Regions from separate parts of the Mus musculus genome. Here all the other regions are linked to region 4. A link is a loop called in an ENCODE intact Hi-C map of the cell type or tissue named here. Cell type or tissue: heart. All regions are shown on one strand. Region 1 has its middle 11 kb from the start of Cyp2d26. Region 2 overlaps Pacsin2 (protein kinase C and casein kinase substrate in neurons 2). Region 3 overlaps Gm32620 (a long non-coding RNA gene). Region 4 has its middle 38 kb from the start of Cyb5r3. Region 5 overlaps Arfgap3 (ADP-ribosylation factor GTPase activating protein 3).

What was found. A loop is a pair of places that touch in the nucleus more often than their neighbours do. Peaks named below come from ENCODE experiments on the same cell type or tissue, not always from the same donor. Only the 100,000 strongest peaks of a DNase experiment are listed, where the experiment ranks them.
Region 1: a loop joins it to region 4, with 7 times the contacts of the local background. A loop is called at or near these places in 19 of 42 quality-filtered maps.
Region 2: it touches region 4 in a loop (2.1-fold over the local background); 12 of 42 quality-filtered maps call a loop at or near these places.
Region 3: a loop joins it to region 4, with 3 times the contacts of the local background. A loop is called at or near these places in 5 of 42 quality-filtered maps.
Region 5: a loop joins it to region 4, with 2.6 times the contacts of the local background. A loop is called at or near these places in 7 of 42 quality-filtered maps.

Annotation. Positions count from the first base shown.
Region 1 is chr15:82,802,961-82,807,960 of GRCm38, reverse strand. No RefSeq gene overlaps it. Among named protein-coding and RNA genes, the nearest start is that of Cyp2d26, 11 kb to the right of the region's middle. In heart, no CTCF peak of the experiment used is centred here; a DNase peak (open chromatin) is centred at 2,490.
Region 2 is chr15:83,373,087-83,378,086 of GRCm38, reverse strand. It overlaps Pacsin2 (protein kinase C and casein kinase substrate in neurons 2), which reads left to right. Exons shown (of 11, transcript NM_001159509.1): 11 at 357-2,480. The coding sequence ends at 469. Among named protein-coding and RNA genes, the nearest start is that of 1700001L05Rik, 8.3 kb to the right of the region's middle. In heart, a CTCF peak has its summit at 2,810; a DNase peak (open chromatin) is centred at 2,796; H3K27ac peaks cover 353 bases.
Region 3 is chr15:83,036,082-83,041,081 of GRCm38, reverse strand. It overlaps Gm32620 (a long non-coding RNA gene), which reads right to left. Exons shown (of 3, transcript XR_384275.3): 3 at 2,492-3,359. Among named protein-coding and RNA genes, the nearest start is that of Nfam1, 5.2 kb to the right of the region's middle. In heart, a CTCF peak has its summit at 3,166 (motif pointing right); DNase peaks (open chromatin) are centred at 2,071, 3,051, 4,011 and 4,831; H3K27me3 peaks cover 302 bases.
Region 4 is chr15:83,207,311-83,212,310 of GRCm38, reverse strand. No RefSeq gene overlaps it. Among named protein-coding and RNA genes, the nearest start is that of Cyb5r3, 38 kb to the right of the region's middle. In heart, CTCF peaks have their summits at 1,934 (motif pointing left) and 3,032 (motif pointing left); a DNase peak (open chromatin) is centred at 1,890; H3K4me3 peaks cover 1,052 bases.
Region 5 is chr15:83,297,051-83,302,050 of GRCm38, reverse strand. Arfgap3 (ADP-ribosylation factor GTPase activating protein 3) reads left to right here. Exons shown (of 16, transcript NM_001357756.1): 16 at 1,349-2,311. The coding sequence ends at 1,366. Among named protein-coding and RNA genes, the nearest start is that of Gm32788, 2.8 kb to the right of the region's middle. In heart, CTCF peaks have their summits at 3,015 (motif pointing right) and 3,547 (motif pointing left); a DNase peak (open chromatin) is centred at 848.

The sequences.
Region 1 (5,000 bases), 400 kb after region 4:
CAGCTGTGGGACCGTGCTCAGACAGCTGGACAAGACCTGAATAGAAATGATGGCTTTTGAACTGGTTAGCGTCTCTTGTTGGTAACCTGGATTAACACGGTTAAAATGAAATTGATAGATTTCAGGTGTCATGGACTAAGCCATAAAACTTGAAGAATGGGTGTCTTGAGGAAAATATTTTCCTGACAGCCGATGTTCGTCACTTTCCCTTTTGTTCTTTTGTTCCCATTCCATTTGCTGGTGGGACCTGAGCACAGCTTTATTGATGAGATTCAGAAATGACTTGAGTGGGCAGTGACCCTATTCAGTTCCTCTTGATGGCAGTTTCCTGACTTGGGCAGTGCCGTGGCTGTCTCTGCCTTTCAGTTCCTGCAGTTTATAAGGTCAGTGCATGTGTGTTGTAATAGGTTTTGTGAAAGCAGTTTTAGGTTCATGGTAGCTTTGGACAGAAGATAAGCTCCTATGGACCTGCATCCTCCTGTGGCAGCTCATCTCATTGTGGGTGTGGCCCTCTGGAGTAGCACATGTGTTGTGATACTTCATAATTGCCTCTTACGTCTGTGATTTATGTCAAGGTTTGCTCCTTATGCTGTGTACTGGATACTTCATAGATTTACACAAACTTATAACACCCGTGCACCCCCATTACTGTTTCTTACAGGACAGCTCGCTACCCTAATACAGCTGTGCCAATTGCTTCTCCCTTCCTTTCCAAAACCTGACAGCCAATGGTCTTTTTATCATCATCATAGTTTTGCCTTTTCTAGAGTGGTGTATAGTTAGTCATACAGTGTATAGCCACTTCAGATTGGCTGTTTCCAACTTAGTGATACATGTTTATGGTTCCTTCATGTATTTATGGCTACAAAGTTCATTTTTTTTTTTGTTGCTGCCAAAAAAATACTCTATTGTCTAGATATGCCCAGTTTTTCCTACTTCCTGTTTGCCAAAGGACATCTTTATTGCTTCCAATTTGGGCACTTATAAATAGAGCTACCATAAATACTGTGCAGGTTTCTGTGTAAGCACACGTTTTCAGATCAGTGTGTCATATGGTAAAGAAATGTTGTATAAGCAACTGCTAAACTTCCTTTTTTTCTTTTTCTTTTTTCTTTTCCTTTTTTTTTTTTTTTTTTTTTTTTTTTGCTATTCTTATGACCCATGAATGGGAGTTCCTGTTAACATCCTTGCCAGCGTGTGGAGATATTTTTTATGTTAGCCATATTGATAGGTATGTATGTATGTAGATTATTTTTAATACTCTAAACAATATAATCAAGGGGGTAGAGGGTATGAGGGACTTGGGAGGAAGAAAGAAGGAGGGGGAAAAGAGGGGCAGAATCAGGTATTGGAGGAGATGCACAGAGGATCAGGAAATTGAAAAGAGGTGTATAGCAATGGGGGATGGGGAACTGGGGGTAGCAACCAGGAAATTCCAGATGCCAGGAAAGCAAGAGCCTCCCAGGACCCCATGGGGATTGCATTAGCTGAAATACCACAAAGGGGAGGGAGAACCTGTCAAGACTATATCCAGAGGTTAGACATGGTCCCCCCTGGTTGAGGGATGGGGCCACCTACCCGTCTCCAAAATGTTAACCCAGAATTGCTCCTGTCTAAAGGAAATACAGGGACAAAGTGTGGAGCAGAGACTGAAGAAAAGGCCATCTAAAGATTGCCCCACCTGGGGATCCATGCAGGCACCAAACCCAGACACTATTGCTGATGCCAAGAAGTGCTTGCTGACAGGAGCCTGATACAGCTGTCTTCTGAGAGGCTCTGCCAGATCCTGACCAGTACAGATGTGGATGCAGCCAACCATTGGACTGAGGAGTTAAGGGAAGGACTGAAGGAACTGAAGGGCCTTATCTGGCATTAATGTGAGGGGAGGCCCTTGGTCCTGTGAAGGCTTGATGCCCCAGTGTAGAGGAATGCTAGGCCTGTGAGGCATGGGTGGGTGGGGGAGCACCCTCATAGAAACAGTGTAAGAGGGGATCGGATAGGAGGTTTGCAGAGGGGGAACCAGGAAAGAGGATAACATTAGAAATGTAAATGAAAAGCACAACTGGATCTCCTTGGAGAAGGGGGTATTTTCAGATGACCTGGATGGACAGCAAAGGAATCAAATCCCTTAAATAAAAATGTACTTGACTTCATAAAAACCTTTAATTTTTATTTATATATGACTGTGTTCTACTTGTGTGCCTAGTACCTGTAGAAGGTCCTCTGGAACTAGATTTACAGAACAGTTGTAAGCTGGCATGTGGGTGCAGGGATCTGAACCTGAGTCCTCTGGAAGATCAACCAGCAATCTTAGCCATTGAGCCATTTCTCTAGGCTCTCTTTTAAAAGCATATTAAAATTTAGAGTTGTGATTTTTTTTAGAAGTGTGAATATTTTCTTTATGTTCTGCAACTAAGATCTGACATTTTTTCATCTTGCAAAATAGAAACTGCCCATTAAACAACTCCTATGAGTTTGCAGCTTCCCCTGCCTGTAATCTCTGGCTCCCCCCAGTGATGGTTGTTGGGACTGCAGCTCAAGAGGCTACCCATTTCTTAAGCTAGATATTTGACACTCTTGTGGGTAGAGCTGGGAATTAGAAGTTTCCTTCCATTGACATGGCTATTCCCCAAACGAAGAAATGTCATAAAAATGATCAAACCTTCCTCTTAATGGAACTTCACTGGCTGGCTACTACAGCTTCGTAACTGGTCTAGAGTTCTCACAATAGTGTTTGGGTCATATAGGGCTCTCTGAAGCCTACAGGACTCAAGTGTAGACCTAATTCACTTCATAGCTACAGTATTTTGAAGCTCAGTGTCTCATGAGAGTGTCTAGAGGGCCCACCAGTACATTGTACATTTAACCCCGTGACATGGGTCCCAAAGCATGGCTAGTTTGAGTTTTTCTAAAGCAATAAGTCAGTATTGGCCATCAGTGAACTATCATGTGCAAGCAGTACAGAATTGCTGCTCAGATCAAGTAGTAGTCTGGTACAGTGCAATACCACATTGACTTGCTGTCACTTATGCTCTTATAGCATGAAAACACCTGCCTCTGAGGACCCTGGGGAGAACTAATGAGTTGGCACGTGCGGTGGGAACAGCAGTGCCTGGCACAGAAGTACCAGCCTTGGAAGGCACAAGCCTCACTCTTTAATTTTCCTTGTGGTTGGCCCATCCTAACCACAGGCCTCTGGCATAAGGGGAATACCACTCTCCATATGCCATTAAAATGACTTGGGGGCAGACTTGACACACAAGAAGTAAAGGTAAATGAAGATTCATTTTTGTTCAAAAAGCAACTGGACCATCCTTTAGATGTCAGTTCTCTCTGACAGTGACCAGATCTGAGAAGTTCCAGGTTGTGTAATCAACTGAATGACTTCAGACTTGTTCTAAAGATTTATGTAGATTCCAACTGCCTTCCTTTTACTGTTGTTTGCTTGTTCACACAGGCCATTCTACTAGCACTTGCTACCATAACTAGGTAGCTTAGCCTTTCCTTGTCATCAGCCCATCATTTTCTGCAAACAAGAGGGCCAGTGGTGCTTGGGCCATGGAGCCTAGCCTGCCCAGCCAATTTTTCCTTCCACCTTCACGCTTTAGCACAGCAGGTTCTCAACCTGTGGGTTGAAATCCCTTTTCATTTGTGTGTTGTGGTCAAATGATCCCTCACAGGAGTCACATATCTGATACTAACAATTCATGACAACAGAATTACAGTTATGAAGTAACAATGAAATGGTTTTTTTGGTCGGTAGTCACCACAGTGTGAAGAACTGTATTAAAGGGTTGCAGCATTAGGAAGATTGAGAACTACTGCTCTAGCTTGCCAGTTAACAGCTTGGCTTAGCACAAGAGAACAAAGGGCAGCCTTAGCTCCTTTGTAAGGAACAAAGTGCCTAGGCAATGTTAGTATTTCCTTTCATGAGTGACTGGAGTAAGGACTAAGAGGGGTCCCCAACGAATCCTGGAAGCAGCCATGGGGCTGCAGACTGGGCTGTGGCCAATGGTCATATCCACAGCTCTCTTTTGCATGTGGTGGGCTTGATGGATAACTGACCTGTCTGCTATCCTCCAAGTCCTGTGCCACTTCCTGAGTTAGGCAGCCTGCTGCAAGTAAAGTTTGAGAACATGTCTGTACAAAGTGAGGGAGTTCATGATAGAAGGCAGCATAGGTCGTGGTGACCTTAGCAGTACACAGTAAATCCACAAACCTCCAAAAGAAAGATTTCGGGACCTGAAGATGGTGCACTTCCAAGAGCAGAAGTATGGAAGGACAAACACAAGTAGGGCAGGCTGTGCTTCAGATATGAGATCCAATCAGACACAGCAGAAGTCATAAGTCCCAAGCCATTAATCCTATTGGAGGAGGTCTTGATGGGGGTGGGGCAGGAATGTTAGGGTCTAGTGCAACATTTCTGTCAGGAAAAGAGGTGCTGTGGCAGATCAGATCTCTTGGTGTTACATAGGTCTTGTACCTCAAGGAACTGAGGACAGGTGTACTGGTTCTGGCTAGGTCACTGCTGAGCAAGTGTATCGAGTAACGGTCCTTTGCTGAACTTCTATGATAGACTTCCCAGCCACAAGGCAACAGATCTCATGCTGAGGATGCAGCTCAGTGGTAGAGCATTTGCTCTACATATCTAAGGCTCTGAGGACAGTAACAAGCAACACACAACAGAAAGCTCCTGTGGCAGATCTTACTGGTTCTTGCTATCTGCTGGGGAGCTTCACTTGTAAGTTCTCTGCTCTTCCACTTCAGCTTCAGCACTGCTTCAAAGAGCTGATCAGCCTACAGGTAGCCTTTAAGGAACCAGTGTGACCAACACACAGTAGCAAGAGTGCTGGTAAAGATGAAGAGAACACCTTAGACCACCCACCAGTTCCCAAGTGTGAACACTTGGGCTTTAGTCACAGATCCAAAGGCAAAGGTCTGGATGTGTATGGGGTGGCAAAAATGGCACAGAAGAGTCAGTGACCAGGACAGACACTAAT
Region 2 (5,000 bases), 170 kb before region 4:
GAATGAAAACATGGGGCATGTTGCCGAGCAGAGCAGCCTAGGACACATGGGGTAGGCACAAGGCTTGAACCTGGAACGGTTCTAGCCTGGACTGCTGCTTGCTCCAGGGTTGCTCTGAGGGCTGCCATCTTCAGATCACAGTGACCTCTGTGTCAGAAGCTTTGAATACAAATTAGTAGTGAATATCCAGGGTCCTGCCTTACCTTCAGGAGGACGCCTGTCCCTCTGCCCTGGAGACCTTCTGTGGATCCTTCTAGAAGCATGTTTCATATCCACATGGGATTTGTATGCACAGATGACTTGCTGTGGTCAGTGTTGCCCCCTGTCACTAAGGCCACCCTCTTTTTGTCTTGCAGGGGATGAACTGACCAAGATAGAGGATGAAGATGAACAGGGTTGGTGCAAGGGACGTTTAGACAGCGGCCAGGTTGGCCTATACCCAGCCAACTATGTCGAGGCTATCCAGTGACAGCCCATGGGCAGGCTGGCGGAGAGACGGAAATGGGCAGTTCAGGAGCTCCGTTAGCCTTGGCCTGGGCAGTGACACCTCTAGTGCCCCCAGCAGCCATGTAGGCATCCACTCCACCTGCAAAAGACGATGGCTCTGTTGTTCTTGGCTTCCTGGTGTGCTTTGAAGGCAGATGAGCTGGTGATTTCATTGGGCACTTGGCCCTTTTCCAAGCACATCTGGGCAGATATAGACACAGGAAGATAGGGTCCAACAGCGAGAGCCAGGCCCCTCCCCACCCCCACCAGCTCTCTCTATCATGGATCTGCACCTTCTCGCCCTTGTCTCTCCTGAGTCATGACGGGTCATACTGATTCTTGTTCCACTGATGATTTTCTCTGATGAGGTCCTATCTGCAAGGTCAATGAGCAGACTTACATGCCATCTTCTGAGTAAAGAGTTTGAGGTTTTAATTTAAAGGCAATGTACAGCTATACTTTTTTATATGCTCTTCCAGTCAGTTAAATTATGGCCTACACTGATCTGAGATGTTCTCCACGTGAGCTGTCTTCATTTCTCTGTGCTATGTCCAGATGTGGGGTTGCTGCAGCCGGGGTTCTATGGCAAGTGCCAGTTGCAGGGCTAACCTTGTGCAACGTTCCCCAACACTTCCACATACAGAAATTATTTTCACTCTATCCCTGCTTCAGTTTTTGCAGATTAACAGTTCTATTAGTGATTTGGAAAGTTAACAGTAAGAAGACTAACTTTTCAAAACAGTTGCATCTGTAGATTAAGATGCTTTACATTAGACCGTTGTGTCTCGATGTATATCTGTATATATTATTTGATAATCAGAAAATCTATAGAGTTCACCCACTGTTGAATGAGAGCTGGTGGCTTCTGACAGCAGATCTGGTCAACTGCTTGAAGCCCATGGCATTGAAGCACAGGCACGGCTGGTTAACGGTGCCCACCCAGTTAGGATGTGGCTCTGGCCTCTGAGTGGAGCTGCTGGGAAGACTGATTCTCATTGGCCTGGGCTCCAAGCTCATGACCGAGCACTGGAAAAGCTCCTAGGACTTGGTAGTAATCGTAGACTTCACAGTCCCTGTGTCACTCACTGGAGAGCTAGAGGGAGGGGTTCGACACCCTCCACCACACACACACACACACACACACACACACACACAAGTTCCTCCAGTTGCCCTTGTCCTCAGGTGCAGTGGGACTGTTGTGAGCCCCAGGGATGGGCACAAAGAGGACTTTTATTTTGTTAGCTCGGACAGTGCAGTGGTGCACATCAGCAACTTGTATTTCTTCGGTGTTTGGCACGAGCACTGTCTCGCTGTGGCTGTGTGTCATGAGAACTTACCAGCAGAAATCCTTGTTCCTAAGCTACAGAATGACCAAAAGCTGTCAAGTCCTTAATGTTTAGAAACTCCTTAAAATGTATAGTATTTTAGAACAACAACAACAAAACTCAATAAACAGTTGATCTTGTGTGTTTGACAGTCCCTTTGCCTTGCATCCACCCTCATGTTCACACAGCTGATAGACCTGTCTCCTTGGGGGTGTACCAGCTTTGAAACTGGGCAAGATCCAGTTCATAGGATCCCTTCTCGGGACCATGTCTCAGTTCCTGCACCAGAGGCTGGGGACTTGGGGCACCTTGGGCATCCCTGAGGAGGGCATCCCTGGTGCCACCCTCTCTCCCCTGACCAACAACCGCTCCTCCCCAAACCTGCGTGTGTTGACCTTTATGTGCCACTGTTCTGTTTTCTCAAGCTGATGATCTCTGGGTGTAATGTGATCAATGCAGGTCCCAGCTGGTCCTGCTCGCACAAAGAACCTCCAAGGATCTTGCCTCCTATTGGGATCAGCTAAGGAGATAAAGCCAGTGCGGTAGCCCTGACCAGTCCCGGTGAACGGACTGCTGCTGCTGCTGCTGCTGCTGCTGCTGCTGCTGCTGCTGCTGCTGCTGCTGCTGCTGCTGCTCTTCAACACTAGTAAAGCTTCTCTCTGGCCTTCCTGCAGTGTCACTTTGCTCAGCAGAAGCAGAGCCTGAGTCTTTGTCCTTTACTCTCTTTGTGTGTCCTCTTTGGGTCCTTTGGGTGTCCTCTGCCCTGCCAGTTTCTGAGCAGTACTTGAGCCTTACCCGCAGGCCACCCGTTGTCTGGGTGGGCGGGCACTGGCTTCTGCCTCTATCTGCTCCAAGCAGCAGAGAGAAAACAAAGTGGGAGAAGGCAGAGGCAGATCTGCCCTCAGCTGACAAGCTGAAAAGTGGGGATATATCTTGAATACCACAGTAAGACTGGGTGTAGGCTGGGGCACCAGGCCAGGTCCTCTTAACACTCCTCTGGCCTGCCGCTGGGTGGCAGGCTGGAGTTAATAGAAAAAAAGGTTTTAGAAGCTGGGCAGGTCAGTGATTTGCCTGGGGCTCTCTGAGCAGACCATAGTCAAAACCCAGCTCTCCTTGCTGTCCTGGGGGCTAGAAGTAGGATGAAATGACCACTCCTGCACGGTCCTTTCTCAACATCTCTATTCAAATAAGGAAGCTTGAGGGTCCTGTACAGCCCTTTTGTTATCTCCTACCCTTCCCTGGAGGTTAAATACAGGAAGCTCACTGTGCACAGTGGCCTCAGTTTTCATAGGAGGATGGGGGTAGGGCACCATAAAACACTACAAGTCCTTGTGGTTATGATCACCTAGGCTGGGGCCAGGACCCTCTGCAGCCTTTGGCTGCTTTTTCTATATCACCCAGCTTGGGATTCCCAGGTTCTCTTGGCCTCCCAAAGCTCCTGCACAGGATCAAAGCTGTTACCACTAGGGCCCCTGAGCTGACTCTAGTGACCAAGCCAGTCAGTCACCAGGGTCTAAGGGAGAGAGTGAGGATTAAAGAAAGAAAAGACAATTAGACAACATTATAATATATGACTCCAACAAGTGCTAAGGCTGAAACAAGTTTAGTTTTTTCCAGTCTGCTTTTATATCATTCTGAGTACATCAAAGAATATGGTCAGTCCTGCCAGGCGTGGTGGCGCATGCCTTTAATCCCAGCACTTGGGAGGCAGAGGCAGGTGGATTTCTGAGTTCGAGGCCAGCCTGGTCGACAAAGTGAGTTCCAGGACAGCCAGAGCTATACAGAGAAACCCTGTCTCGGACCCCCCCCCCCCAAAAAAAAAAAAGATGGTCAGTCCTAAGGCATAAACAAAGTAGTGAAGGAACAAACAAGGCATAAGCAGTTAAGGAACAAAGGTCCCAAGTATTCAGGGTCTTAAGGCTATCAAGATACAATGAACACATTCCTCAGCTGTATTTATCTTGAGCCTACTTCCTTGTCCTAGCCTGATGTCAAATTCTTATCTGAGCCTACTCCTTTGTTCTGGCCCCAATGTAAATACTCTTGCCAAATTCCTAGAAGCCTCCCAAGTGCTCTCTACACTTTAGGTGGAATATTGTGAGCCCCAGACTATACCTGGACAGGAGCTCTAAACCCTGCTCATCTGCACTGTAATGTAAACATGGGGTCTGGCTCTGCTACAGCCCAAGCTCAGACACTGGCCAGAGGTCTATGCAGATGGACGACTTTGCTATCCAAGCCAACCTGCCTCTGCTTGGCTTGGCCTAGCCTTCTCTGAGGAGCCTGTGGGTCTGGGCCATGCAAATGGGTCAGGTTGTTAAGGCAAGCCTGAAGGGGGACTGCTTATACTTCATCTGGATGGGAATAAGGAAGATTTATAAAGGATATTGTAGGCACCATACTAACTCCCTCATGGTTCAGAGGGAAGAGGGAAATTGAGGCCAGATGAGGGGAAGGCAGGACTTGCCAGCAGACATAGCAAGCAGCTAGCAACATATATAAATCAGGTTGCCTCTCCTGGTGGGCAAGAGCTTCATTCATCCACCAGATAGTCAAACACACATAAGCATTTACTGAGTACCTACTGTGTGCTAGATTCCCAACAGCCCAAACCAAATAGAACCAGTTTGTACCCTTGGGAAGGTACCATATCAATCCTTCATGGGGACGAGAATGTCTGGTCGTGTGTGTGGATTCTGGAAGGTTCCAGATAAGAAGACAGGTAGGTGCTCCCAGTCTAGTACTAGATCGGTGAGGCAAAGCACTCCCTGGTTCTTAAACTTTTCCCCAATCCCAGTACAGAGCATCCAGAGTCCTCCTTCCCTCCCTCTCCTCGCTGGACTGCAGAGGACAACACCTCAACACTAGCAAATACCCGAGCCTCATTACTGCAAAGTGAGATCAATTAGGATGACTGTGGGGTGTCTAGGATGTCCAGAAACCAAGAGTCCCAGCAAGGCAGACTCTCTGGGTCATAGCTGTTCTTTGAGCGACCTGCTGTGCCACCACCATCTCTCTCCATGGGCCAAACACTCTCCCCTTTGCCCTCCTGTACAGGATCTTGCCCTGAGTTTTCAAGACAGGATTTCTCCACCCTCTCCATCCATTGTCCAGATACCTTCAGGAGACACAGACCCCTGTCTGGGTGAGGGGTACCCATATAAATGGGTGGCCAGTGACTTCTCAGTC
Region 3 (5,000 bases), 170 kb after region 4:
TTTTAAACTTTGTAAAGTGAATTCTATTCCTGTTAGAATGGAATGGCAAGTCAATATTTATTGTAAGGGCCTATAGTCGTATTTTGTTTCCCTTTTTTCTTTTCTTTTCTTTTTTTTTTTTTCTTTTTCTTTTTTTTTTCAAGACAGGGATTCTCTGGGTAACCCTGGCTGTCCTGGAACTTTCCCTGTAGTCCTGGCTGGCCTTGAACTCAGAGATCCACCTGCCTCTGGAGTGCTGGAATTAAAGAAATGTGCACTGCACTTATTCTCTGGCTGAGCCGTCTGCTCAGGCTGCCTAGCCTGTGAGCTTCTGGGCGGCTCTCCTGTCTCTGTCTTCCTTCTCCCTGTCGATTACCAATGAACACCGCAGCACCAGGCTTTTCTAGGGCTGAGCTCAGGTTGTCAGGTTTTAATCCTGCCATCTCCAAGCCATCTCCCCAGCTGGATAATGGTTGTTTGGTTGCTTGCTTTTCTGAATCAAAGCAATAACTGTCAATCTCAGTATGCAGGGGGTTGTTTTAAGGCTGAGAGGAAGGGAAGGGAGGGGCTCTTTCAACACAACCCTTCTCCCAAGGGCTACCCTGACCAGTTCTCTAAAGGGTAGGACAGGCCCTGCCAAGTGGGAAGCACACATCAGACAGCCTCTTGGGCTGCCACCAAAGGCCACCCATGTCCGCAGAGGAAGGAGGGCTTCAAGGCACTGGAGGTCTCTACAGCTACTTGGCTGCAGCTCAAGCTCAGGGGGGAGGGGCAGTGAAAGCACTCCAGGGAGACTGTGTGACCCAGCATGAGAGAGACCCCAGCCAGATAGCAGTGAGTGCAAGCGGGGCTGTTCTTGGTAGGGAAGGGGAGGTTTAAGGGTTCAGGGTGTCCTGGAAAGATGAAGGAGGGGAGCCAGGACCCCCTTATCCTATCTGTGGCAAGAATGGAGACCTTGCTTGGTGTACTGGGAAGAAGGCTTTAAGATCCAAGGAAAAGCCCCACCTATCCAGGGCAAAGGCATAAAGGGTCACAGAGGCCTCCTCTCACTAATATGGGGAAGCTGACTGGAGGGGCAGGCCACAGGCAGCTCCTCTTTCCACTGACCCTGCCCTCTGCCTGTGACTCACACACACACACACACACATACACACATAGGGTAGGCATGCTACCAGAGGCCAAAACATCTATGAGAGGGTGAGAGAAGAATCAGAAGTAGGGTCTTAGCTCTTTCTGGGGTGCACATGTGTGCACACACACACACAAATATAAGTAAATACATTTAAAGAAGAAAAAAAGAAACAGACTCTGGCTGCAGACAGCAACAGTAACAGCTTCTCTTGCCCCTGTTCACGCTTAGATCCTAGGAAGAAGGCAATTTTCATCAGAGGATGCTCAAGGGAAGAAATATGCCTTCAGCCCTAGCCTTTTAAGAACACACACACACATACACACACACATACACACACACACACACAAACACACGTCTGGCTGGCCTTAAACTCGCTCTGTCCTCCTGCCTCTGTCTCCTGAGTTCTGGTGTTACAGGTGTGTACCCCCATATCTGGTACCCTAGAAACTTTTTGAAGAGCCTTAGTCATGCCTTGACCTTGGCCTGGGGACGACGCCATGGTTCGGACCTTGTTTGAGCTGTTTCCTGCTGGGTTCCTAGGGAGTTTCGACTTAGGTGAGCAGGTGTTAGGCTCTGCCCTCCCTGGCAGGCAGCCAGAACAATACCTACCTAGGATAGTACCCCACATTGAGTGACCCAGAATTCCCTGAGGGTCACTGAAGGAATCCCTGAAAACAGTTGGGCCTACATTCTTTGCTGGCTTTGGATTTGAGGTTTCTGAGGGTGAGACAGATGTGTAGGTTAGACACACTCTCTGCAGCCCTGGGAGAGAGGCTGCCCCAGCCATAGGGAAAAGGAAAAAGGGAAGTGGAGAGGAGGGGAGGGTAGCAGAGGAGACAGAACTTTCCTAAGGAATGAGGCTAAGTCCGGGGACAGTCCTAAGAGACCTCCTGTAGCTGCCCAGCTTCCTGAACTCCACCCCTTGCAATAACCTTCAGCTGCCCTGGCAGGTGGAGGAAGTTCCTGCATGGCCTCCCTTTCCTGTCCCACCTCTTGTTCCCGAAAACTCCCCTGCCACCTTCCCATCCTACAGCCCTTCATCAGACAGCATAGACCACTCAGGTCTGTAGCCTTCATGTCTTCTTGAGGAATCCTTGTTAGAAGCAACTCCTCAGTGCCCTCCCATCTAGGGACCGGAAACAAGGAACCAGCTGCCTGCAGAAGAGACAGGGAGGGGGGCCCATGTGGCCTAAGTGGGTCTTGAACTCTTTTTTCTTTGTTTAATTCCCCCACTCCCACCCCAGACACGTCTTTCTCTGTTCCAGCCCTGGCTTTCCTGGAATTCGATTTGTAGATCAGGCTGGCCTCAAACTCATGGAGATGCACCTGCCTCTGCCTCTGGGATTAAAGGCATATACCACCACCACCACCACCACCACCACCACAGGCCTTGAACTCTTGATCCTCCTGTCTCCACCTCTCAAGTACTGGGCTCACAGGTGTGCAGCCAGCTAACACTTGTCTCTGTTATGACTTATTTTTGTCAAGTGATTTCACCTCTGTCTCTTTAAATCTTTCACCAAACAGCTTCAAGGTGGGATACACACACACACACACACACACACACACACACACACACACACACACATCTTGTGCCCACAAGTCCCACAGAACCAGAGTGCTGTGGGTGACAAAGCATGAATTTGCCTCAGGGGAGGCTAATTGTTTCCTTAATTGGCTGAGACTGCCCCTGGAAAGTCCCCAGTTGTGCCTGCAGAAGATGGGAGGGGTTTGCCTGGCGGCCAGTAAGCAGCTGGGAAGGAGGCTCTAGAAAAGACTAGAAAGTGCTTCCAGCAGAAGCAGCTGTCTGGAAGAAGTGAATTGTTCTCCTGCCCCCAGGAAGGGCTGAAGTGCCTCCAAGAGGCACGCTGGGGCCCTGCTCTCGGTTCCACAGTCTTCCTGGCACATTGTGTACTGCCTGACCCTGACCTCTATTCTACTACTCCACCCTGCTGCCATTCATGTCTGGGTCTAACTTGGCAAGGTGTTGGCCTCTGAATGGCCCAGGTTCCTTAGAGCGCCAAGGGACACGGGAGTCTCCTTTGAGGGCATTCCCACGCCAGCCACCAGGTGGCGCCATCAGCACAGAACAGTTCTGGGGCTGTCCATCATGGTCAGAAGAGAAATCCCAAGGTAGAAGACTCAGTAGGTTGACAGCTACTCCTCGGGACCTCCAGCAATTAGCTTCCTGGGTGGTGCTTGTTTCTTCCAGTGACAAAGCCATCCAAAGAGCCCCACAGGGTGCATGCTGTTACATGGAAGAAATGTTGAAAATGGGAGTTACCTTTGTCTTTCATTATTTCTCCACATGTTACGTGTATGTATTTAACATGCGAACCCTAGGTGCTTGTCCTAGACTGTCTGTTACCACCTCCAAACAAGTCATTTGTTCTATTTTTCTTACTATATGAGAGTTAGGATAGGTGTTTTGGTGGGAAAACCAGGGGGACTGCAGGATGCAAGAACACACAGGGGCCAAAGAGCCAGGAGCCCAAGTTCCTATCTGCCTTCGTCCTTGCGGTGGAACTTGAGTTCAGTTTTCTAATCTGTAAATTAGGGGCAATGATAACTCCTCCCACACAATGTTTCTGTGAGAATGGAAGTAGCACGTAGATGAAAAGCCTTTAAAACTAGGTCTCAAATGGAAGGAACAGCCAAAGATATAGGGCAGCCTGAACCGAGGTGAGATTTGGAGATGGGCCAGCCTGGGCTTCTTGCCAGGGCAGAAACCTCCCATCAGCATGCAGGGTGATGGGCTCCAGATGGGTTTGCCTGCCTCCAATGGCGGAGTTCATTCCCTCCTAGGTAAGGAGGTGGCTCACCGAGGGTCGGCTCGGGATTGTATGGTTTATCCTGGGGTCACGGTCAGCTCTCTTGCCCTGTTTTGGTGAGGATCTGATCAAATGATCAAACGCATCGGCCCGGTGCCTGCAGGTCAGCTACACAGGGTGGGAGAGCATCCTTCCCAAATGTGAGCCCAGTGTCCCCAGGATGGGAACTTTCCATTGCCACTGTTGGACGCGTGAGGTACAGGACAGAGGAGTGTACCTCTGACACCCTAGACACCCTGACACCCTGAACAGAGTGGTCAGAGCAGAGTGGCCACTCTCAGCCCGGATCTCCTTGCTGATAGGTCTCTCTGGGAGCTGGAGTCTTGGGAAGGAAGAGGTGACATGAAGCTGGGTCAGGGGTCTGATCCTCTCGTCCTAGTACCTCTGTGTCTGCAAGAGAAACCTCCAAGCCCAGGCCAGGCAGCAGTGGCTGGGTCCAAGCTCCCTTTCTGGGGCACTCTGAGGGGAAAAGATTGACTTTGGGGGCTGGAGAGATGGCTCAGTGGTTAAGAGCACTGACCGCTCTTCCGAAGGTCCTGAGTTCAAATCCCAGCAAGCACATGGTGGCTCACAACCATCCGTAATGCGATCTGATGCTTTCTTCTGGGGTCTCTGAAGACAGCTGTAGTGTACTTACATATAATAAGAAAATAAATTTAAAAAAAAAAAAAAAGGACTGACTTTGGTTTCTTCTCTTCTCTGCCTGGCAACAAGAAACATTGGTGGAAGTAAACTTAGCATGGAGACTTGTCTTGTTATCGAAGTTTTAGTCTAAGTCTACGGAAGCCCCACCCCCCTTCCCAGGGACTGCAAGGGACCACGTGCTTCCAGGTTCCCCTCTCTACTTCCTCCTTTAGGGCTGTTCACAAAGCCGTCCACCCGAGCCAGCCAAGCCTTCCTCCTTCCCTGGCGTCCCCTTGCTCTGTGTGCTGTCTGTCCCTTAGGTATTCAGTCTGAGCAGAGGTTCTCAACCTATGAGCCCCTGTTGGGGCTGCCGAATGACCTTTACACAGGGGTCACCTAAGGCCTTGAGAAAAACACAGAAAGTTACATTGAGA
Region 4 (5,000 bases):
GGTTATACAGAGAAACCCTGTCTCGAAACCTCCCCAACCCCCACCCCACCCCAAATATCAGAACAAACAAAAAAATTCATCTATCTTTGAACTGCCTATAAGAAGAAGCAAAGGAGTCTTATAAGCCAAGAAAGGAATCACTCAGACACTTGGATTTGAGGTAAAATTAAGGAGGTTAGAGTTGGCCATGGTGGCACTCAGCTTCAGTCTCTGCTCAGGCAGGAAGATTGCAAGTTTAAGGTCAGCAGGAAGGGAAGTGGGCAGGGATAAAAAGGAACAGCCAGGCATGGTGGTGTACTCCTGAAATCGCAGCACTTGCGAGATGAAGGCCGACGAGAGGTTTAAGTAGACACCCAGCGTGGATGTAGAAACTGTATCGTTTCACTGTTTGCTCTGTTTAGCAAAGAGGCTGACTTCTATCACAGTGACAGTAACCTCCTCTCCCACCTCCCTTCCCCAGGGGCAGATGCCCATCTCCACGAAGAGACAGTCATGCATGCGTGCTTGCGTGTGTCCGTGGTTCATTCTGTTGTGCCATGGTCTTGCCCATTTGGCCAGTTTCCTCTTTCTTTGTGTTTTCCTCCCATTCTGACAAGTTCTTTATCTGCAAACGGAACTACTTCCCATGAAAAGCTTGACTACCCAGAGCAACTGACCCGAGCAGGAGCTGCGCACCCTGGAGCTGGGTACGCTTACAGTTGGCTTTGTAGTAGTTTTGTTTTTGTGGCTCAGGGTGGCCTCAAGCTTATTGTATAGTCAAAGATGTCTGGTTTCCTTATTCCCCTGCCTCTCCCACATCCCCAAGTGCTAGGATTCCAGGCACGCACCAACTATACCTATTTTATGGAGGAATAAGGTTCAAACCCAGAGCTTCATGCATGCTAGGCAAACATTCTACAAACTGGCCCACATGCCTGGATCTACTGTTGGCCTTTGTAACCAAAGATTCCTCGTTTATGGGTTCAGCCAAACCCATATCAAAAACATACAAGGCAGGGCTGTTGAGATCGTAATAAAGATTTCAACTCTGACCTCTCTGATGATAACATAAGACTTGTGCGTTCTCAGCTGCATCAGGGACCCAAAATCCCAACCTGGAACTACCACCAAGAAGTCCTAGGTCTCAACTGGGTATGGTGACATAGACCTGTAATCCTGTAATCTTAGCACCCAGAAAGTGAAGGCAGGAGAACCCTAAATTCAAAGTCATTCTCAGATACATATCAAGGCTGAGACCAGCCCAGAATACACAAGACCCTTTCTCAGAAGGGGCCGACAAGAGGGGTCCCAGGACTCATGGAGGGGATGAAACTACACAGCATCATTTTGCATGTTGCAAATGTCTACAACTTGCAATGGTTTCAACGAGCAGAGCAGGCATGGACATCATAGACTTGTGTCTACCTGGGTATGTCAGAGAAGTTGGGCTGGATTCTTCCCCTAAGGAGGTGGGATTTCGCTGTGTAGCCCTGGCTGTCCTCGAACTCAGGTATCTGTCTCTACCTCCCCAGTGCTGGGATTAAAGGGGTGCGGCACCACTTCCGGCTGCAACTTTAGTGTTCTAAGACTAATTTACAGAGAATTGCATGTGGGGTCTGTTAGTCCATACTGGAGACAGATGAGAACCTGGGGTGTTCTAGGCCTAGTCAGAAATCAGGTTGCCAGCGGAGCTATCCAATGCCACTCCCAGCTGCGGCAGTCTATGAAGACCTGGCTTTCACCACAAACCTCAGAGCACCCAGGGAGAGCATGGGAGAGACAGGGTCACGGCTTTGTGCCAAAATTCCCCCCTCACCCCCGAGCTAGATAGACTTACACCCTCTGGGCAGTGCTTTCAGACATCCCGGGGACGTCTTGTTTGTAGAAGCGACATAGGAGATCAGAAATAGAGGCTGTTCTAGTAAAATGGACTGGGCAGCGCCACCTGTTGCCAGTCTAAGCGTATAACTGAAAAGAGAAGGAACTGTGGAGATCGTCTAGGATTTAATTGAACCAGGCTGATGATCTCCATGGCTCCTTTTTACTTCTGGTTCGTAATACTTATTTTCAGTTTGTGATGACCCGAAACACAGCTATCTGGACGCCCACTGCTGCCGCTATTCATGGGGTGTAAAGCGCCGGCGCGTCCCACCCCCCAAAGTAGGGAGTCTCACCCTTAGCCCTCCTAAATTCCCCCTACCTGGGAACCACAGCTAAACTGTAGCTCTGGGTTCCATCACCCTTTGAACACGCCAGGGACTATTTCCTACAGAGAAGGATGCTCAGAGGTAATATTGTCCAGTCGCTGCTGTTTTGGACTGAGATTCTACAGGAAGCTTCAACAAACCAAACCAAAGCGCAAACCTCTCAAGATAAATGCCTCTTAATCCAAGGTTCGTAGCACCCAAACGGAGGGTCCAGTTCCTTGGGGCTCCGAGGCTGCGGGGGATGTGATAGGACGTCCCCACCCCCACCCTGTTTTAACTCCGCTAGGAAAACCACCTTGAAAATAGCAATTTGCTTTTGCTCCTCCTTCTGCTTCCTTTGGCTCTTTCCTGCCTGTAGAGTCCACCTCCTCTGCCCAGCCAGTCTCTTCGTATGTTCTGTTTTACAGAACGAGATGCTGCCCAACTCGTGGATATCACAGTCTTCAAAGCATCCTAGCAGGCAGCACACAGCTGCCAAAGCTACACAGCAAAGACGGAATGGTGGAAAGTAAAGAAGGGAATAGAAGGCAGGGAAGTAGTAAGGGAGGGAGGGGAGGAAAGACAGGGAGAACAGCCGCAGACTGTAATCTGAGATATCTGTGACACAGGCACCCCTCCTCCCACCATTCTGGATGTGATAACCCATTGCAGAAGTGGTCCTGATGTTGCACCTCATTACTAGGGTTGTAGTAGTCTACAGTGTCCAGACAGCTTTCTTGAGCTCAGCACAAAATGAAGGACTCCTGGGCTGGAGAGATGATGGCTCAGGGGTTAAAAGCACTGACTGCTCTTCCCAGCAACCACATGGTGGCTCATAACCATCTGTAATGGGGATCTGATGCCCTCTTCTGGTGTGTCTGAAGACAGTGACAGTGTACTCGCATACATGAAATAAATAAATCTTAAAACAAAACAAAACAAGGACTCCCTTTTCTTTGCTGGACTTCTTCTCTGCCTGATCTGGAGAGCCCAATCTACACTCTACCTGGGGAATGTAACTGTAATTACGGGGAAATTACAGGTTCAACTCCCTGGAACCCCTCTCCATGAAAATGAGAAACCTTAAGCCTCAGCCAGTGAAACTTCACCCTAAGAAGAAGCCCTTCCCACTCTTTAAGGTTCATATCGCCCTGGTTTACCCCAAATAAAGTATAGGAGTACAAGCTCACCCATTGGTTTGTGCACAAGCTAAAACTGTTTCAAGAGCTGTTTCATTGAAGACTGTAAGAGAAGGCCTACACACACACACACACACACACACACACACAAAACACACATACACACACACACTCCCAGCTGGACCAGGATCCTGCAGAGCCCACCTGGTGTACAGTGACATCTGGACATCCTGAAAAAGAGAAAACAGAGGAGATGAACCACAGCTGGACCCCAACATATATACCACACCCTCTGGCGTATCTGTCTGGAAAGTAAAGGAACTCATTAAAACCTACCAATTCCTGAGCTGGAAAACCATAAATCCCTGGGCTTGCCTTTAAAGCCCCACTCTGGAAATTTCCACCCTGGAAAACTCTACCCCCGAGAAACCCTGTATACATCTGTCTCTTGCTCAGCTCTTTGGGGCTTTTCATGTAAGCAGAGGCAGCCACCCTCTGGGTCTTTTCTGATAAATCTCTGTATAAGGTTCCTTGTATGGTGTGACCATATGATATTCCTTGGCTCTGGAATGCCAGGATACATTCCCCCATCAGAGCTTCAGTCTTTCCACTGGGGAAGCCTTTCCCCTCAGAGCTGTAACACACTGTCCTCCTTACACAGGCCCAGACCCTCTTCCCCAACACAGAAGAAAATAAATAAATGTCATTTTTAAAAAGTTTGCTTGGGGGAAGAGGAGGGGCTAGTGAGATGGCTCAGTAGTTAAGAGTACTGACTGCTCTTCTGGAGGTCCTAAGTTCAAATTCCAGCAACCACATGGTGGCTCACAACCACCCATCATGAGATCTGACACCCTCTTCTGGTGTGTCTGAAGACAGCTACAGTGTACTTAGATATAATAAATAAATAGACCTTTTTAAAAAAAAGTTTGCTGGAGGTTGGTGACTCATGCCTTTTAAAAATCCCAGCACTGGGAAGGCAGAGGCAGATGGGTCTCTGAGTTCTAGGCCAGCCTGGTCTACTGTGTAAGTTCTAGGCCAGCCTGGTCTACAAAGTAAATTCCAGGACAGACTACACAGAGAAACCCTGTCTGAAAAAAATAAAATAACTTTCTGTGTCTGTGGGGTGAAACCCACAAAGATGATAACAATTTTTCAGACAGAGCAACTCTTTCATGCATGAAGGAGTGGACATCTGGGCTGGAGTAGGGAATTATCAGGAGGAGGACTCACTTGAGGGCAGGGTTGGAAGCTGGGGGCAGATATGGACTCCCAGGAGCTCCTTATTCAAGCCTTGAGCAACCACTGCAGCCAAGGCTCTAGTCCAGCCCAATGCACAAAGGACAGGCTTCTTGGAAGGATGCTCACTGGGCAGTGGTGGTGCACGCCTTTCATCCCAGCACTTGGGAGGCAGAAGCAGGTGGATTTCTGAGTTTGAGACCAGCTTGGTCTACAGAGTGAGTTCCAGGACAGCCAGGGCTATACAGAGACACCTTGTCTTGAAATAAACCAAAAAAGAAAGAAAGGAAGAAAAGAAAAGAAAGGAAGAAAAGAATCACGGGTGTTTTCTGAAGAGCTCCAGCTTGAGTCCCCAGTGCATCAGCTCAGCATATGCTGAGGTGGCTCATCTAGCTCCTTTCATGAGCAGCCTTCTGGGCTGTTGGGATCTCTTCGTTTTGGAAATATCACTGCTTCCAGG
Region 5 (5,000 bases), 90 kb before region 4:
AGTGACATGTTCTAGGCGACTCTGGAATTCTCCAGAAGCCATTTTCTGTGGAGTGGAAATGTGCCCATGGAAGCTGCTTGTTCCCCCCAGTGGAACTGCACTGCACTCTGATCTCCAAGCTTTATTTATTAGTGTGTACTCCTCGTACATGGTCCTGGTCACCGAAGGACATTTCATGATGTATAGAACTGACTTGATGCATAGCTCTTCCACACCTCTGCCCTTCACCCCCACCCCTTACTGCCTTAGACAGTTTCTCTTCTGCTTTACACTGTATACACAGACATCTGTTTTTGGTTTGGTTTGGTTTGGTTTGGTTTTTTAAGACAGGGTTTCTCTGTGTAGCCCTGGCTGTCCTGGAACTCACTCTGGAGAACAGGCTGGCCTCGAACTCAGAAATCTGCCTGCCTCTGCCTCCCAAGTACTGGGATTTGGGATTAAAGGCATGTGCCATCAACTGCTCAGCCACATCTTTTTATGTATCTGTAGAAATACTTGTCTTTCTGTGTTAGACTTAATTCAGTTCATATACAAGAAGGGGAAGCCTGTTTATGACAAGGAGGCTGTCTCAGATTGTATGAACAGCTTGCTTCGGGAATCTTCTTGGTTGTGTAAAGTCATTTTAGACGCATTCTATTAGGATGAAATGTGACCCTGAGGTGTTGACTGAATTGACATTGCAACTTATGGGTCCATGGAGGCTTCTAGTCTGCAGACCAACCCTGCTGTGGCCTTGTTGGGAATGCGAGGGAGAAGAAAACCTAAAACTGCAGAGGCTGGGAGCTCTCCTCCCTCCCTTCTTCCTCCCTCTTCTCTCCTCCCTCCTCCCTCCCTTAAGGGCCTGTTGGCTGGAAGGTAGTATTCCTGTTTTGTGGGTGTGGCCTTCCTGTATTTAAGAATCATCCTGCTTGTGTCTCCATTTATAAATGAAGAAGCAGAGGCAGCCATTGAACCTCTGCTAAATGAGCAGGGACTTCAGACAGATCCCTCAGGATCCCATCACACGTGCTCCCTGGACAGCTCAGGACATGGCCCCAGGCTCCGGCCTGGGCCCCTGCTTTGCAATCCTTAGTCCAGCCTGGGAGCCCTAGGCCTTGGGCACCCCTCACAAGTTGTAATCCTGGCAGCTCTCACAAGGTGTGATCCCGGGCAGGTCTCCAGGCCCCACTTGCCCTCCTAGCCATGGAGAGGCTGAGGCAGTGCTGGCACCACACAGCTGCTCTTTATGCAGAGTCTGTGGCCAGTGCCAAGAGCCAGGTGTCCCTCATCAACAGCAATCGCACGCTGTGTGCATGGCAGGACACAGATGCAGTGTATCGGTAGTAAATGTTGGTCTGGTTCTCTCTAGGATCGCTACGGTTCTTAATCCTGGTGCCAGGCTGTCCAACCTGGTAAAACTCCACTTCAGATGGACCTGAGACCACATCTGGCTGCGCCAATGCCCCAGCTGCTTTGTGGGCAGGCTCTACTAGTTGGCGAGGCACCTGCACATTTCTGAGTGTCCATGTTTCCTTTGAGACATCCCCATTTCTATGTAGGTGGGATTTTGCTTTCATTTCTGATTTAAATTAGCTCCTTGTGTCCTTGCTTTATCTTTGGGGCATCTTTAGTTCCAAGAACTGGAAGCCAGAGCTGCAGGCTCCTCCCACCTCTCTCCAGGCTGGTGTTGACTGGGCCCGGAAATCAATCCCCAGCACTTACTTCTCACTGCAAAGGAGCAAAACAACAAAAACAGCAAGACCAGAAGTGCCCAGCCCCTTGCTGACAGATTGCTTCGTGTGTGTCCCCACACAACACACACTTAAAGCCATCTGTCACTCTGTAAGTTATTTTGTACATTCTCTACTCTTAAAAGTGTCCCCCAGTCAGTTCCTTTAACAGACCTGAGCTTCTATGATGCCAAGGGCGTTCACTGCGACCTGGGAGTAAACAGGGTGTCGCTGCCCTGTGAGAGGAAGATGGGGCCACCCCAGGGCTCCCAATGCACTCGGAAGTCAGCAGTACCAGGAGCTCAGGCTGAGAAGGACAGCAGTGCGGCTTCAGGACGAAGCTCAGCCAGGGAGAGGGCGATTATAATTGGGTAGTTTTGTTAATATTTTTTTATCTTGTCCTTGATATTCCAAAAGTTACAGGATAGATGTAAATCAATAAAGTCATTTGGCTGTGTTTTAGACAGCTCCAGAATATATTGTTCAGCGCAGTAAAATATATTTGGAATTTGATGAACCAAAAATGTGATTTCAGATGACTATTTTGTGACTTTCTTAAAAGGTCTGATTTGTAGACTTCTAAATATAACACACAGCACAGCAGACGGTTGCCTGTGTTGTCATTCCTCAAGAGCCTTTGTATCACTGTACAGCGGGCACTGGGTGACTGCCGCTCCCACTCGCTGGTCACACCCATGGTACCTACAGGTGGGACTGACAGATGCCATCATCACAACACAGAGACTGGTGCCTCTGGGAGGGGAGGAGGCTCCTGTGACACTGGCAGCCAGCCTTCCCCAGCACACCGGAGCCGGCATGGCGGCACACACTGTAGCATCAATACTAACTTAGTAGCAGAGAGATCTGTCCAAACCCCATCCAGAGTGAGCCCTGTGTGCATCCCCATGTGCCCTGTGAGCACTATCTGGCAGATCCCACGCACCTGGACCTCTGCCCCAGTGTGCTGATCTCTCCCCAAGCCTGGCGCCTCCTTACTGGGCAGAAGCTTCAGGGTGTCTTAGCATGTCCAGATGTGTGTGCAGTGAGGACACAGGGCTGTGCAGCAGTCCACTCAGCTGATGGCCAGCACTGCCTGTCTGGAGTCCCTGTCTGTGATAGCTGAGGGGGTGGGAAGTGCAGTGAGAGGCTGTGGCTCAGCAGTGAAAACCCTTAGGTTCCATCACCATACCAACATTTATAAAGCTGGTTGGATTTAGAGTTCTTTTGTTTGTTTTGTTTCTCCATTATTTATTTACTTATTTTATTTACTTTATGTATGAGTGTTCTATCTGCCTGTACACCTGCATGCCAGAAGAGGGCATCAGATCCCATTACAGGTGGTTTTGAGCCACCTTGTGGTTGCTGGAAATTGAACTCAGGACTTCTGGAAGAGCAGCCAGTGCTCTTAGCTTCTGAGCTGTCTCTCCAGCCCTTTAAAGCTAGTTGTGGCCCACAACCATCCGTAATAAGATCTGACGCCCTCTTTTGGTGTGCCTGAAGACAGCTACAGTATACTTACTTATAATAAATAAATAAATCTTTAAAAAGAAAAGAAAAGAAAAAGGGCACTGACTGCTCTTCCAGAGGTCCTGAGTTCAGTTCCCAGCAGCCACATAGTGGCTCACAACCATCTGTAATGGGATCTGGTGCCCGTTTCTGGTGTGTCTGAAGATTGTTAAGGTGTGCTCCTATACAATAAATAAGTAATTCTTAAAAAAAAAAAATCTGAAGACAACTGAAGAGATGGCTCAGGGGTTAAGAAGACGGGTTCAATTCTGATCACCTACCTGGTAGCTACAGTTCCAAGAAAGCCAGCACCCTCTTCTGGCTTCCGTGGGCACTACATGCCCATGGTATCCACACATACATGCAGGCAAAACACAAACAGTAAATAAATAAATAAGAAAGAACGTGGCCCCGCAGCAGAGCGCTTGCCTATCATTCAAGGTCTAGAATAGACAGAGGAACCCCATGGCAGAAGCTGCTGGGAACCCGTCGAAGGCTGGGTCTGGGGCTGTGGGAGGTGTTTCTGAGAGCAGCCACTGTTGGGTGTGAAGCCCAGAGAGCCAGGTTACCTCTCCTGGAGCCTTTGTGCAGAGAGGGCTGGCAGAGAAGCCCTGGAGAGTGGCTTTGGCAAGCAGCATTTTCTCCAGAACTCTTGGTTAAGATGCAGTGTTTTAAAGTAACCCTGGGAGGGCTAGAGAGACGGCTCTGCTGTTAAGCGCTCTTGCTGCTCTTGGAGAGGGCCTGAGTTCTGTTCTCAGCACCCACATTAGTTGGCTGACAACTCCAACTGCAAAGCATTGCATGCCCCTTCTGCCTGCAACGTGTGCATTTCACACACACACCTCATTCATGCCTCGCACCTTTGAGGCCAGCCTGGTCTACATCAGTTCCGGGACAGCCACGACCACACAGAGAGGCCCCGTCCCAAAACAACACAGAGAAGTGAGTGCCAGCCAGTAAGGGGTCTGTCTCCCTGTGCACTTCAATTCCACTGAGATCCAAAGGAGTGCAAAAGGAGGGAGATGTCACCTAGGGTACAACTCTAGGGGACTGTGCCTCCAGTTCCAGGGACTCTGAGGCCCCCCCAGCTGGGGTGATGAAACTTAACAGGCACTGGGCAAGGCCCACTCACCCCCTGGAAGCTGGCAGAGCACCTTACACATGCACTTTTCTATATTTGCAGCCAAGCTGAAGTCAACCTCCTTACCATCTCTGTCAAAACCTACCTGCAACCCCAGGCTACCAGGACACTGTGCCTACGGTCTCTCTAGCCCCTGCCATCTCTCCCCATCAACCCTCGCTGTGGTCAGAACTTCCAGGCCCCCGCTCTGAGGCCCCTTGACCCTTCTGATCCCTAGCCAGTTTGACACAGGCCTCCTGGGATGGAGCGCAGCCTCCCAGCTTGTCTCTGACTTAAAACCTAAGTGCCTGGGGACAAGGTGGTCCGTCTGTCCTGTTAGCACACTGAAGATCCTGAGTCACTGCTCTGTTGGGAGGAGCCACAGGGATGACGGCAGACACTGAGGCTATGCTGGGCTGCTGGTACGGCTGTCATCATTCTGTCATCCTTTCCTCGGGACACGGGTTCACCTTTGCCAACAGGCTTTCCCTTCCCCACCCTACTCCTGACTTTCGTCTCAGGGGAGCAGAGATGACAGCCTTCAGTGGGGACAGGCTGGATCCTGAGGCCTGTGGGTGCACTATAGAGACTGTGCTTTTCTGGCCCAGTTTGCCCCTTTTGTATGTGGTTCAGGTACATAGCCCAGGCCTGTGTTTCACCTGCTG